Regions from separate parts of the Mus musculus genome. Here all the other regions are linked to region 1. Evidence: chromatin contacts called from ENCODE POLR2A ChIA-PET data. All regions are on one chromosome and are shown on one strand. The core of a region is the stretch at or near the end of the contact, and the rest is flanking DNA. Distances in the headings are between cores, read along the strand shown.

The links. ChIA-PET counts read pairs that join two places held with the same protein, here RNA polymerase II (POLR2A).
Region 2: POLR2A ChIA-PET joins it to region 1 with 15 read pairs in Patski. The contact joins the promoter of Ylpm1 here to the promoter of Npc2 in region 1. POLR2A ChIA-PET finds 5 or more read pairs at or near these places in 2 of 5 experiments (Patski and embryonic stem cell).
Region 3: POLR2A ChIA-PET joins it to region 1 with 16 read pairs in embryonic stem cell. The contact joins the promoter of Abcd4 here to the promoter of Npc2 in region 1. POLR2A ChIA-PET finds 5 or more read pairs at or near these places in 4 of 5 experiments (Patski and embryonic stem cell).

What each region holds. Positions count from the first base shown.
Region 1 is chr12:84,770,384-84,775,147 of GRCm38, forward strand. It overlaps Npc2 (NPC intracellular cholesterol transporter 2), which reads right to left and starts at 2,729. Exons shown (of 4, transcript NM_023409.4): 1 at 2,403-2,729. The coding sequence starts at 2,484. It overlaps Isca2 (iron-sulfur cluster assembly 2), which reads left to right and starts at 2,887. Exons shown (of 4, transcript NM_028863.1): 1 at 2,887-2,988; 2 at 3,192-3,294; 3 at 3,410-3,525; 4 at 4,160-4,706. The coding sequence starts at 2,918. The coding sequence ends at 4,334.
Region 2 is chr12:84,993,854-84,998,617 of GRCm38, forward strand. Ylpm1 (YLP motif containing 1) reads left to right here and starts at 2,468. Exons shown (of 21, transcript NM_178363.4): 1 at 2,468-3,503. The coding sequence starts at 2,637.
Region 3 is chr12:84,614,939-84,619,702 of GRCm38, forward strand. Abcd4 (ATP-binding cassette, sub-family D (ALD), member 4) reads right to left here and starts at 2,528. Exons shown (of 19, transcript NM_008992.2): 1 at 2,345-2,528; 2 at 388-506; 3 at 139-266. The coding sequence starts at 2,382.

The DNA of each region.
Region 1 (4,764 bases), core at 1,479-3,978:
AACTGACTTCTGAAGGCTGCCCTCTGACCTCCACATGTCTGCTGCACACATGTGGGTCCTCCTATATACATACACACAGATAGATAGATAGAGACAGAGAGAGAGATAGACAGATACAACATGAAAATACAAGTTCTTCCAAGGTGTATAATCTGTCAAAAAAAGCCAGGCATGAACATGAACACGAACATGGCCAAAGTAGAGGCAGGCAAATCTTTGTGAGTTCAGCCTGGTCTACAAAGGTGTCTCAAACCAAACAAAATCCACCACCATTACCACCAAAATAATGAAGTTCAGCAGGACAGTGAGGAGGGGGCCCCTTTAATCCCACCTCTCAAGAGGCAGAGGCAGGCAGATCTCTGAGTTTGAGGCTGCCTGGTCCACACAGATCAAGTTCTAGGACAGCTAGGGCTCTGTTGCATAGAGAAATCCTGTCTCAAAACAAAACAAACCAGTCCAAGTGGCTCCTAGGGACTTATCAGCTATCAACTTATCAACTCCTTATAAGTCCTAGGGACTTATCAACTTATCAACTCCTGCTGATTAGCTGTAGGGTCTTAGACAAGTTGGTCTGTGTGCTTTAGTTTCCTTCTCTGTAAAACAGATGGTGAAGAATAAGTTAATAAAATGAATACAGTGCCTTCATCCCAGACTCGGTCCTCAATAAAGGAGTAGGGGGTAATATCACTGTGGATAAAGTGAAAACCTGAGTTCAATTCCCAGAAGCCACATAAAAACGCCACTTATGGTGGCACGCACACGCACGCGCGCGCGCGCGCGCACACACACGCACACACACACACACACACACACACACACACGCAATCCTGACCCTGGGAGGTCTACTACGTCTCAAAAGAAGTGGGCTGTGCTCTTGAGGATGACACTTGAGAGGTTGGACTCCGGCTACCACATGCTTGGGTACACATGAATACACACACATGAGAAATAAAATGAAAATTTAAGAAGTTTAACAGAAGGGAAAAACAGGTACTTCAAAGAAACAGCCACTCTGAGCTAGCCTCCAGGTTTAGTGAACGGCATCTGTGAACTATTGATAGGCAGTGGCCCTTATTATTTAATCCAGTTCCACATGCCCACCGTTGCTTTTGCTTTAACAGAACTTTTAATATCATATTAGAGGTAATATGAATTCCCTTGTTTCCTTTTTCAGTGAGTATTTATTATTTACTATCATCCCATAGTACTGGATACTGGCTACAAAGAAGCATATTTAGCTTGGTTCCTCACTCAGCAGTGTGACTACAGAAGGCTTTAATCCACCTCCCACTCCCACCTCTACCTCCTTAGTTAGGGGTGTGTGTGTGTCTGCCTGGGAGTGCAGGTAGGTAGCTGAGAAGGCCCAGAGTTGGGGTATAAGCAGGTATAACCTGATGTGGGAATTGAACTCTAACCCTCCGGAATAGTAGTTCCCCTTAACCACTAAGCCATCTCTCCAGTCCTAATAACTCTTTAACTTACTGCTTCATTATGGTCTGTTTCCCCCTGCTCAAATATTTTACAAAATCAGTTTGTCTTTCGACCATCACTGCTGCCTTTTCCACCCCGGGCCCCTGCACTGCTCCCACAACTAAGTGTACAGGCTTGACTGGACAAACTCAGAATTTCTACCCTCTATTATATTTTCCAATAAAGAGTCCAGGGGCAGCGTTGGGAGGGAGGCATCACATGATGTCACTAGAAATACGAATTTTATAGGAGACAAGGATCAAGAATCATGAAATTCATTAGAACAATGGAAACCCTACTTTGTAAATGAATGTTATGAGAAGGAGAACTAGCTTTTGTCTCGTTAGTGGGGGTGGGGTGGGGAGGGGAGGTGGATGGTACTTCTAAGACCAGAGCAGGATTGACAGGGATTTGGAAGGCCAAACTGGGCTACAGAGTGAGGCTGCCTCAGCCCGCTCCCAACCAAACTTCAAACGAACAAAGGGAGAAAGGCCAGTGACGATACAAGGCATAAATCAAAATAAGTCCCGTGCCTATTCCTTCAATCCGTGTTGGATGCAGACCTGCTGTCTATCCTATTGTTTTATTTTTTGCTTTTATTTGTTTACTTTTTTCAGACAGGGTTCAATAAATCCAGGCTAGTCTTAAATTCGCAATCCTCCTCCGTCCATTGAAATCTCAAAGCCCTTGAGCGCTGCAATATATGCCCGCTTGATGTTCACCCAAGAAACTTTAGTGAACTTCAGCACACGGTTCGCCTTGTGAGTGTTTTAGATTATCCCAAAACACGAAATGCAAGGAGAAACAAAGTTGTGCGGAGGGGTTAAGTTTCATCAAGACTAGTACCTTCGGTCCCAACCTAGTCAATTCCACGTTCCAGCAACCCGCCCAATCCACCCCCGGGGGTCTCCTCGAGTGGGCTCAGGGCTCACCGCAGTCCTTGAAGTGCAGGGGCTCCGCCTGGCTGGCAGCGACCAGCGCCAGCAGCAGGATCGTGGCGGCCAGAAAACGCATCGTGGATATGAAAGCTCTGCAATCTAGGAAGGAAAAGCAGCCCGAGCAGTCACAAGATAAACTTGTCCCGGACCGAGGGTGGAGCCAGATCAGGCCACTTGTGAGCAGTAACCAGCGAAGGCCCGCCCGCGCCCCGCCCTGGGCTCCGGGGCCGCCTGGCCTGCAGCTCGCCCTTTATCTCCGCCCATCTCTTCCGCTTCCAGGCAGGGCCTACGGAGAACTCGCTCTTTGCGTTCGCCCCGCTCTATTGGTACCGACCCACTTCGGCAAGTGGAAGCGTTCTCTGTCAATCAAAGCCCTCTTATCTCGCTATACCCAATAGGCACGCTTGGGGGCGGAGGCTCGATGCAGCCCCGCCCCCTTCTCCCCTCCTCCGGAAGCCCAGGCTAGGCGGGGATTTGGACCATGCTAGGGGCGGAGCTTGCGGAGTAAGATGGCGGCCTCCAGGGCCTTGTCCCTAACTGCCGAGGCGGTCAGGGCTGTCATTCCTAGGCGCTCGGGAAGGTATCGAGGGTGGAACGTCACTTAGGAAGGGTGTTGGGTTCTGCGTCTTCAGGATAGATGGGAGGCTAAATCTCACGCGGGGTGGGGTGTGGGGTGAAGGCTTGGCAGTTCAGAAGAAAGTGTCCCCAGATTTGGGTACGAGGTGTCCATAGAGGGTCATCTGGTGCCATTTCCCGGGTTCGTCTCCCTTCTTTACATCGCAGGCTCCTCGCCGTCTTTCCCAGGCTTTTGACCCGCTGGGAAACAACATCTTCCATTCCAGAGGCTGGCGAGGGACAGATCCGCCTCACAGACAGCTGCGTCCAGGTAGGAGGTCGGACGCGGGGCGGCGGTGCCCAGGAGGGCTCTAGAAGACTTCCTAGTCACCCGTCCCGTTATCTCCGCTTGCTTGGCATTCTTGATCCTCTTTCCTGAATTTCAGAGGCTTCTGGAAATCACCGAAGGGTCAGAATTCCTCAGGCTGCAAGTAGAGGGAGGTGGATGCTCCGGATTCCAATACAAATTTTCACTGGATACAGTTATTAACCCCGACGACAGGCAAGGAGGACGGATGGGTCGCTAGAGGCTGTATCAGAGGATAAAAGTGGCCCCAATTTATTCCAAACTTCCAAGCGTCTAAGTCTGCTTAACACTACCACCCTCTCCGTTCTGTGAGGATACAGCAAAGATTTGTCCTCTTGTTTAAAAATAAGGAAGAACATTGACTTAGCGTCCGTTAGGTAGTCAAGTTGAGAAAGGCTGAACTAGGGCTGGAGAGATGGCTCAGCGGTTAAGAGCACTGGCTGCTCTTTCACAGGACCTAAGTTCAGTTTCCAGCAACCACATAGTGGCTCACAACTATCTGTAGTGAGATTTGATGCCTTCTTCTGGTGTGTCTGGGGAGAGCAACGGTATACTCACATAAAATAAATGAATAAATAAGTGTTTAAAATATATATATACACCAAGGTTCCACCCTAAGAAAAAGGCTGGACTAGTTTCAGTCCGAGCCCTTAAATAATCCTTCTGTTTTTTTTTACGTTGAATCTTTCTGCTTCAGTCCGTTCCGTCCCAGCTAGAAGTCCTAAGCAGTGTTCCATGCATTGGAGAACAAGATGTACACCTCTGGGCTCAGGGTGTTGTGTGGGTGTTTGTGGTATTTGTCATTCATGCTTTCCTCTTGTCTTTTCAGGGTATTTGAACAGGGTGGGGCAAGAGTGGTGGTTGACTCTGATAGCTTGGCCTTCGTTAAGGGAGCCCAGGTGGACTTCAGCCAAGAACTGATCCGAAGCTCATTCCAAGTGTTGAATAACCCTCAAGCCCAGCAAGGCTGCTCCTGTGGGTCATCCTTCTCTGTCAAAGTCTGACACAATGACGGATGACCCTGAGATTGCCACCACTGCACCAGTGTGAACAACCTAGAATAGTAGAATTCTAGAGGTTTCTTTCTCATCATGTCCGGCTCTCATCTTATTTAATTTAATCCAGAAGTGTCTTATTCTACCACTGTAAATTATGGAATGTGAAGCTTTTAACTCTTGGCCGAAATACTCTCCCCTCCCCCAGTACAATGTCAAGGCCACATCCAAAGGCTGTTACCTCACCTGTAATCACTGGTTGGAACCCAGTATAATTTGTAGCACCTCTAGGACTCCAAAATTTGGAGTTAACCTCTCTAGCCTTCAGAATTGTTTATATATCTGTGTATAGCTATATATAAAACATCATTATAAACTAAGTTCTTATCGTGTTTTCAATCAGGATCCAGTTTGGGTAGCTTGAATACCAGAATTGAGG
Region 2 (4,764 bases), core at 1,218-3,717, 220 kb after region 1:
CCAGCTAAAATGTCTGGAAGAGGTATAAACGTGTTGGAGGTTGACACTCTCCAGGCTGTGCAGTAGGCTCTAGGTTTCCAGCTTTGGGGAGCTGTCACCCATGCTGGGTGGGCTTTGGTGATACAGGTGTCTTTGAGCCATTTCTGCTCTTGATATTCCTTAACCATATTTCTTTAAGTAACTCTAATAAAACTCATTTGATTGGACTTTGGTGGTATCCACACTTTGGTCTCTTGTGGGCTCCCTCTCTGTGCTGAGTAGATGTGTATTGTTTCCCTTTGGGACAAGTTCCATCAGATAACACATGGCTCTTTCTTGATCTGGGACAAATATGCTTGGGTTGTGAAAACTCATTATGTTTTATACTTGTGTGATGGTTTGTCTTGCGCGCGCCGGACTCGACCAGCAAGAACGACGCTGCAACAGGATCCTTCTGCACACGTTTATTGGGAGAGCTTGATTGCAGAGGCGAAGAGACCCTGAGCCCAGAACTGGTGCTGCTTATATAGGCCTAGGAGAGGCGTGTCTCACACCCGGATTGGTTATGCACTATGCCTCATTTGCATGTTCCTCATCTGATTGGCTACTCTCTCTCTCTGTACCTCACAGAGCCTCATTATCATACCTCATTTGCATGTCTCACATCTGATTGGTTATACTCTCAAAGCCTAATTATCATGCCCGGGCCAGGCAGTGTTTTTGCAAAAAACTTTACTGCATATGTACACATTGGTTGTTTGTCCAAACTTATGCGTGGTGGCCAGCAGTAGTCAGTGCCACTCTGCAACGGCACATGTGGCTTCCCACAGTTTGTATATGCTCGGCCTAGGGAGTGGCACTATTAGAAGGTGTGGCCCTGTTGGAGTAGGTGTGGCCCAGTTGGTGGAGGTGTGACCTTGTTGGAGAAGGTGTTTAAGATCCTCTTTCTAGCTGCCTAGAAGTCAGTATTCTGCTAGCAGCCTTCAGATGAAGATGTTGAACTCTCAGCTCTTCCTGTACCATACCTGCCTGGATGTTAGCCTCTGAACCTGTAACCCAGCCCCAGTTAAATGTTTTTTTATAAGAGTTGCCTTGGTCATGGTGTCTGTTCACAGCAGAAAAACCCTAACTAATACAACTTATGACATGCAATTTTATGTATTTCTATGCTGCTTCAATAAGACACTGAAAGAAGGAATCCCTAGCCCCGCATCTACTACTCATAGTTACCCAAGACAGGTAATGATCTGGTTGCTAGGAAAAAAGAGCAAGGTCACATCTTCAAATTGACATGCTGATACAGTTAAGAGTCTTCAAATTAAGCATGGTTTTTCTCTCCCCTTCCTTCCTTCTTTCCTTCCTTCTGTCCTTCCTTTCCCAGAATTCAGTGTACTACTTCTGATGTTCAGTAATCACCCAAACCAATGGAAGTCTTTAATATTTTGCTGCTAGGGTTCAGGAAATCAGCTTTTAAGTTACCCTTCTCTGACTTTTCTTAGGTTTTTTTTTTTTTTTTTTTTTTTTTTTTTTTTTGGGTTTTCGAGACAGGGTTTCTCTGTATAGCACTGGCTGTCCTGGAACTCACTTTGTAGGCCAGGCTAGCCTCGAAATCAGAAATCTGCCTGCCTCTGCCTCCCGAGTGCGGGATTAAAGGCGTTCACCACCATGCCCGGCTGACTTTTCTTAGGTTTAAGGATTCTCCAACAGGGACATCGTCCGAGTTAAAACCTGGGTTTGATGGTACTTGGAAGGCAGAGGCAGGAAGATCTCTGTGAGTTCAAGGCCAGCCTGGTCACAAAGCGAGTTCCAGGACAGCCAGGGGGTTCATACAGAAAAACCCTGTCTTGAAAAAGCAAAAAAATTTTAAGGGTGGTGGGGTGGGTGGTGGGTGGGGAGGAAACCAATCTAAACAATTCAATTCCTTTTACAGTACCTGTAGGAAAGAATCAGGGCCATTTTCACTTTCCTTCTCCAGAATCCATTTTTCATTCTTCCTATCATTGTCCCCTGTCAGGCTGTGGGTTGACTGAGTTAAATCAGTTTAACTTGGAAGAACTGTCATTTTTACAAAGCTCCCTCTTTTTTACTTAGGACTATGGTAAGCCTCTTCGTGAGTTCAAGTTTAATTTTTATTCTCAGGTAGGATTCTGCAGTTTTCTTCATATAATGTCTAGATTTTTCTTAGTAGAGTTATTACTTGTTTTATGTTCTTGTTGCTACTGTGAATGGAATCTTTCCTCCCCCCTCCCCACCCCCCCATTCAAAACTAAACCCATAGGGCGTTAGGATCTCTATCACTCCTTTCGGCTGTGAGACTCTATGGTTTTCTTGGTTCTATGACAACATTCTATTACCGCCTACATTTTCCGAACCCGAAGGAAGGCGGCAACAGCGAGTACCTGCGCCAAGGTTCCCTCTATCTGGCCTTTGTTCTCCGCTCGATGGTACTGCGCATGCGTAGTTGCCTCAGCACGGTCCCCGCCTTCCCGACCGCGGGCCCAGCTCCGTAGCGCCGGCGCACTGGCGCGCTCCGTTCACACGCTCCGCGGCCTGTAAGGCACCGCGAGTTCCGGCTGTCGCCGTCACCGCCGCGGCTCCTGGAGGTCGGTTGCGACGAGTAACGGCGCCGGGACGAGCCCCGCGCCTTCGTTTCCTATATGTATCCGAATTGGGGCCGGTATGGCGGGAGCAGCCACTATCCGCCGCCGCCGGTGCCGCCGCCGCCGCCACCGGTGGCGCTTCCCGAGGCCTCGCCGGGGCCCGGGTACTCCAGTTCGACGGCTCCCGCGGCCCCTTCCTCTTCAGGCTTCATGAGCTTCCGAGAGCAACACTTGGCGCAGCTCCAGCAGCTGCAGCAGATGCACCAGAAGCAAATGCAGTGCGTGCTCCAACCCCACCATCTTCCTCCGCCCCCGCTGCCACCCCCGCCGGTGATGCCCGGGGGCGGCTACGGAGACTGGCAGCCGCCTCCGCCACCGATGCCCCCGCCACCTGGACCAGCCCTCAGTTATCAGAAGCAGCAGCAGTACAAACACCAGATGATCCACCACCAACGAGATGGGCCTCCGGGTTTGGTTCCAATGGAGCTGGAGTCCCCTCCTGAATCTCCCCCTGTACCTCCAGGATCCTACATGCCCCCATCCCAGTCGTACATGCCTCCACCTCAGCCACCACCCTCGTACTATCCCCCTTCCTCCGCTCAGCCCTACCTGCCTCCTGCTCAGCCATCCCCTTCACAGTCTCCACCTTCCCAGTCCTATCTGGCGCCCACTCCTTCTTATTCTTCCTCGTCCTCCTCACAATCATATTTGAGCCATTCCCAGCCCTACTTACCCCCTTCTCAGGCCTCTCCTTCCCGCTCCTCCCAGGGCCCTTCTAAACCCCAGCTACCACCACCACCGTCCATCCCTTCTGGGAATAAAACAGCTATCCAGCAAGAGCCTTTGGAGAGTGGGGCCAAGAACAAGACTGCTGAACAGAAGCAAGCTGCTCCTGAACCAGATCCCTCTACAATGACTCCACAGGTAAGCACTGTGTCACATCTTTCATTTAGGCTTTACGTGAGCAGGTCTTGGGCTTTAACCAGCTAATGCCTATCGTAATTCCAACAGCCAACGACTAGCCCATTCATACTCCAAAGATCCCCTAAGAGTCAGCCCTGAAAGCCAGGTTTTAAATTGACCATAGATTACCAAAAGAAGAGTAAAGATAAGACTAGGCACTTGAAGTTGTAGTAGGTTGGCACTAGATTTATTTCTCAAATGTATGCCTTAGTTTTCTTTGACCAGCATTCAGTATTTATTGTTGCACAGAGCTTTGTTTTAATTTTTTTTTAAACTAAGATTTTCATGGGGAGGCAGTATAAAAGAAAATTCTTAAAGGACTGATGTTTAAATACATGTAAATATTGACCAGTTAATTTCTTAGGACCAGCAAAATATGCAGGGGCCAGAGATAGCTGTCTGTTTCCAGAAGTGGGTTCTCAGCACATAAAAGATGGAAGTCTCATCATGACATCCTAACTGATGTTGTGAGTTCATGTGGACTCCATAGGCCTCTAGAGACTTGATCCTTGGAGAATCTGTTGTTATATTTCAAAACCATCTCCTAAGGATAATTTTGCCGCATGGTGAATTTGCTACATTTCATTATTATTACCATTTACTTGAAAATAATAGCCTTGGAATTTGGCTGAGGTTTTGAAAAGAAAGTTTTGTGATGGCTGCTCCTGTGAGAGCCATCCCAAAACTTTTTGACAATCTGTTTTGAAGATGTTGCATTCCACAGACCAGTAAGAGGATGACAGGGTTGCAGGAACATAGAAGTTGGGCATGGAAACCTGTGCCTCCATCCAGTATTTGGTCAACAGAAGCCAGAGGATGGGAGAGTTTGAAGCCAGCCTGGGCTACATAGTGAGACCCTGTATCAAAAATAAATAAGTAGGAATAGATCATCTATTGTGACTATTTGACCTCATCTACCTTAAATTCACTAAGAATCTTATGATATTCAAGCTCAGGGTAATGTATAAGATTCCAAAAGGTAATTGTTTATTATTGTAGTTCAGTATTTAAGAGAAGCAGGGTCTGCACAGGAGACACTCACAGGACGGTAGAATAAGTGATTTTGCTGTCTTATACCAAAGTTACATCAGCTCATGAGGATTATTTCCTCCAGTTGCCCAGTTCCTTCAAGCTAAACTATGACCTCAGTCTGACTTTTTCTGGGCATGTAGAGAAACACATGAGTTACATAGTTGACTTGTTGTGCTTGGGATTGAACTTG
Region 3 (4,764 bases), core at 1,278-3,777, 160 kb before region 1:
AGGGGAAACATGGCTCTAATTCCCAGAAAGGGGCAGAAAAAGACCCAGAGCTCGGTCCCTGCTTCCTGAACACTCAGTCCCGCCAGGTATCCTACTAGACTGGAGAAAGGGGGCCACAGGGGAAAGGAGAGTCCTTACGGTGGAGTTGAGGACAATAAGTGTCACGGCCAGCAAGGTCAGTGCCTTAAATCCATCCAGGTCTTTGTTTCCCAAGACTCCATAATACTGACTGGGGATCAAGCCAACTTGGTAGATCACCAGTTGCTCTGTGGGGAGGGAGAGGAGGCGGAAGTCAAAGGGGAAAGGAAGACACTCCCTCCTGTTAGAGACAGGGAAAGGAACCCCAAAGCCCGGTTCTTCCCTATTGCCCAAAGCCCATTCACTCACCCAGGAGGGTCACGCACAAGAGCGTCATGAACATTAAGACATTCTGTGATGACCAAGAAGGAAAGAAAACCTTCTGTATCCTCACGAACCTCTGGACAAGTTGCAGATCTAATCTGGGCCTGCAGAAGTCAGGACAGAGGATAGCTGAGCCTTACAGAAGGTAGTGAGCTTAGCCTTACTATTATTCATAGGGTCCAGGCTTTGCACACACAAACAAAAGACTTATGAATGCTGAAGATGGTAGAATACAGAATGCTTGTGGGAAAAAGTATATTACTAACCTACCAGAAGCAAATGTAAAAAAATAAATAAATAAATAAATTAGTGAAGATACCTTAATAATGATGAATAAAGTAGGAAGACATTTCTCAAATAAGACCCCAAACCTACAAACTATACAGGGTAAAACTGGTGGGCTTGATTTAGACTTACGTATTTTATTTAACACAGTACCACAGACTTTGGTGAGATGAGAGAAGGTATTTGCAGAATGAAATTGATAAGGAGTTACAAGCTGGAACATGCAAGGAATCTCCGCATGTCAAGGTGTTTCTTTCTTTCTTGGTCTTTTAAGACACAGTGTCTCTGTGTAGCCTTGACTGTCCTGGAACTTGCTCTGTAGACCAGGCTGGCCTCAGACTCACAGAGATCTGACTGCCATCTGCCTCCCATGTGTTGGACTTAAAGGCGTGCGCCAACACGTGATGTACCCAGCACATCAGGATATTTCATAGGAAAGTGAGGAGAGGATATAAGCAGGCAGTCTATGAAAGGGACAATCCACGAGCCTAATAAATGTACTAAGTTAGCACAGTGTAGTTGACAAGATGGCTCAGCCAGCAAAAGGTCCAAGTGTTTGTCGCCAAGATCTGAATTCCAGCCCCAGATCCCACTGCGGAAAAAACCAACTCCAAAACCTGTTCCCTGATCTCCATTCCTGTGTCATGGCACACATATCACACGTGCATGTGCATGCGCCCCCCCCCAATAAAATAAAAATAAAGTTATTACAATAGGATACCATCTTACAGGGCTGGAGGGATGACTCAGCAGTTAAGAGCACTGACTGTTCTTCTGAAGGTCCTGAGTTCAAATCCCAGCAACCACATGGTGGCTCATAACCATTCGGTAATGATATCTGCCCTTTTCTGAGGTGTCTGAAGACAGCTACAGTGTACTTACATATTATAAATAAATAAACCTTTAAAAAATACCATCTTACATACATCATTTAGATACATATTAGGAAAAATAAACTAAACAATACCAAATATGGGGATGGTTATAAGGGACACTAGAACCTTTATATATTGCTGTCAGGAACTATAAATTGGACGCGACCACCCCAAAACATTATAGAATTAAGTATGGCTCAGCATTCTATCCTGAGGTGGATAACTTAAAGAGAAACCATCAGTATCTATCTATCAAGAGACAATTGCCAGGATATTCATTACGGTGTACTTTGTGGTGCTTGAAATACTGGAAGTAATCCAGGCATCCTTTACTAGGGAAATAGAATCTATCCAGGGTGACGCTGAGCACCATTCAGGAGTGAAAAGTCATATAGCATGGATGACCTAAAAAACCCAATGCTCAGTTTAAAAACTTCTCTCTTTTAAAAAATCACAACATGATTCATGAATCCAAAGTCAACATATATTTTAAGGTAACAGGATAATTTAAGTAAGAGGGTCTGAAAAAAATTAATGCAAAGGAGGGTGTGCCAAGAGCAGATCGGAATTGAGAACGAAAACTAAGGGAGGAAGATGCCAAAAGAGGGGGGTCCGCAGTACCTAGAGTGAGGCAGCGTCAACTCCATTCTGTGCAGCCAGGGTTCCAAATAGCCCAAACTGAAGGAAAGTTGCAAGGAAGGACCCGCAGGGGAGCAGCCCCTTCCCCACTGCCCAGGCAGTGCGTCCCTGACAACCCGGCCGTCCTCACTAGCCCTGCTCACCTGGCACCAGCTCGGGCCGTGGGTCCCGGGACCGCCATGACCCGGGATGCAAGCGACGAGGCGACCGAGCAAGCCCGGTGTCCTCCCCGGGCAGAGTCCTCAGAGCTCGGGGCCCCGCCCTAGGAGGAAAGGGGTGGGACTCTGGCGACCACAGAGACGCGCTAGATAGAGAAGACGGCTCCGGCGCTGTGGCCGTTCCCGGAAGCGCAGCCTTTCCTGAAGAACAAGAGAGTAGCAAGAGGTTATAGAGCTGGCCGGGTGGCCAGAGCGTCCCCTGTGGGGCTGGGAGGTTTCTTTTGCCAACTGGTAGTTCCGAGTGTAACTTTCTCCCAGAGAAGACAGCGTGATCTGTTTTTTAAAAAATTAATTAATTTAAAAAATACATATTTATTTAGTGAGCTATGTGTGTGTTCACGCGAACTGTGAACCAGGGCGTAAGTGTCAGAGAACAACTTTGAGGAGTCAATTTTCTCCTTCCATCATGAGGGCTCCCGAGGAGCCAACTCAGGTTGTCAGGATTGGCGAGAAAAGCCTTCATCGGGTGAGCTGGCTCCCTGGTCCCAGCACGATTTACAAGATTTTCTTGAAAATGTATTTTATGTATAGGAATGTTTTGCCTGCATGTATGAGTACCACGTGAGTGCCTGGTGCCTGCAGAGTCCAGAAGAGGGCATTGGAGTCCCTGGAACTCTAGTTACAGACCCAGGGCTTCTGAAAGAGCAGCCAGTGCTTGTAACCACAGAGCCATCTCTCCAGGACGTCCCATCTCTCCCCAGCGTGATTTTGTTTGTTTGTTTTTTGTTTGTTTTTCGAAACGGGGTTTCTCTGTGTAGCCTTGGCTGTCCTGGAACTCACTTTGTAGACCAGGCTGGCCTCGAACTCAGAAATCCGCCTGCCTCTGTCTCCCAAGTGCTGGGATTAAAGGCATGCGCCATCATGCCTGGCCAGCGTGACTTTTTTTTTTTTTAAAGATGTATTTATTATATGTAAGTACACTGTAGCTGTCTTCAGACACACCAGAAGAGGGCGTCAGATCTAGTTACGGATGGTTGTGAGCCACCATGTGGTTGCTGGGATTTGAACTCTGGACCTTTGGAAAAGCAGTCGGGTACTCTTACCCACTGAGCCATCTCACCAGCCCCAGCATGATCATTTAAGTCGGGTAGATGTGACTTAGTGGTAAACGACTTGCGTGTCATACATAAGGCCCCAGCACTACAGAAATAAACATATAAATCAGTTTTCCAGACATATATGGCAGCTCAACCCTGTAATTCTGGACCTGAGGCAGTAGAGCAGGAGGATCAAGAGTTCCAGATATGCCTCAGATACATAGAAAGCGCTGAGTTCATGATTAGCCTGGACAACAGGAGACCTGCCTCAAGGGGAAAAAAAAAAAAAAAGGGTAGAGGATCCTCACTTTACATTTGCAGTTTTCAACACTACTGATTTATAGTGGGTTTCTGGTTTGGTTTGGTTTAGATTGCAGCTGTTTTGGTTCTTTTGGTTTATTCTGTTTTTGTTTTTGTTTTTTCTTCCCGAAACAGTGTTCCACTGTGTAGCCCTGGCTGTCCTGAAACTCGCTCTCTACACCAGGCTAGCCAGGATCTCAGAGATCCACCTGCCTCTGCCTCCAAGTGCTGCGATCCTTAAACGAGAAATGTATGAAATGCTTATAGACTGACTAAAGTGCCCAATGAGAGATTCAAGGAAACAATAATGGCATTTCACATTTGCATCTAAATGTATCTTCCTAGCTCTTGATCCTTAAGGTCAACTCTGGAACAAACACTCAACAAGTCAACAAAGTAACAATTACCAGTTGTTTTCAGAGCCTTTTAGACTTGCTTAGTGGCAAGCTCAGTTATCTTTACAAAGCTTCGTGTCCATGACAAAGATACCAAACAAACAAAGCAAATAGGCTTCCCCAACTTCAACACTAATGACTGTTGCGCCTGTTGGGCCTGGCCTTTGTAGGGTGAGTTGTAGGAGACTGAGCAATGTCTCAGGACTGAGCAGCTGGAAGATGCCAGCAGAGCAGCTGTCCTTAACCCAGCCAATAAAACCATGCTGTCAAATATCCCTTAGCAGAAGGAAGGACCAAAATTCTACCCTCACTCTGCTCCCCAGAATGGAAAACAATGTTTCGGAATGATAGAGAGGGACAGCCAACTTAGGACACAGAAACAGAAGGTCCAGAAAAAACTCTGAGAGGATGGTAACCGAGATTTCTGCAGGGGGAAGAGCTTAATACTTCAGGGTACGATTTTCTAAGATTTGATTTTTAAGCAAGCAAGCAAACAAACACCAGCCAGATACATCAAGACACAAACATCGAAAATTAAACATCACTTAAAGCATGATGGAGAGATGGCTCAACAGTTAGGAACATTGGCTTCCAGAGGCCTAGGTTTGGTACC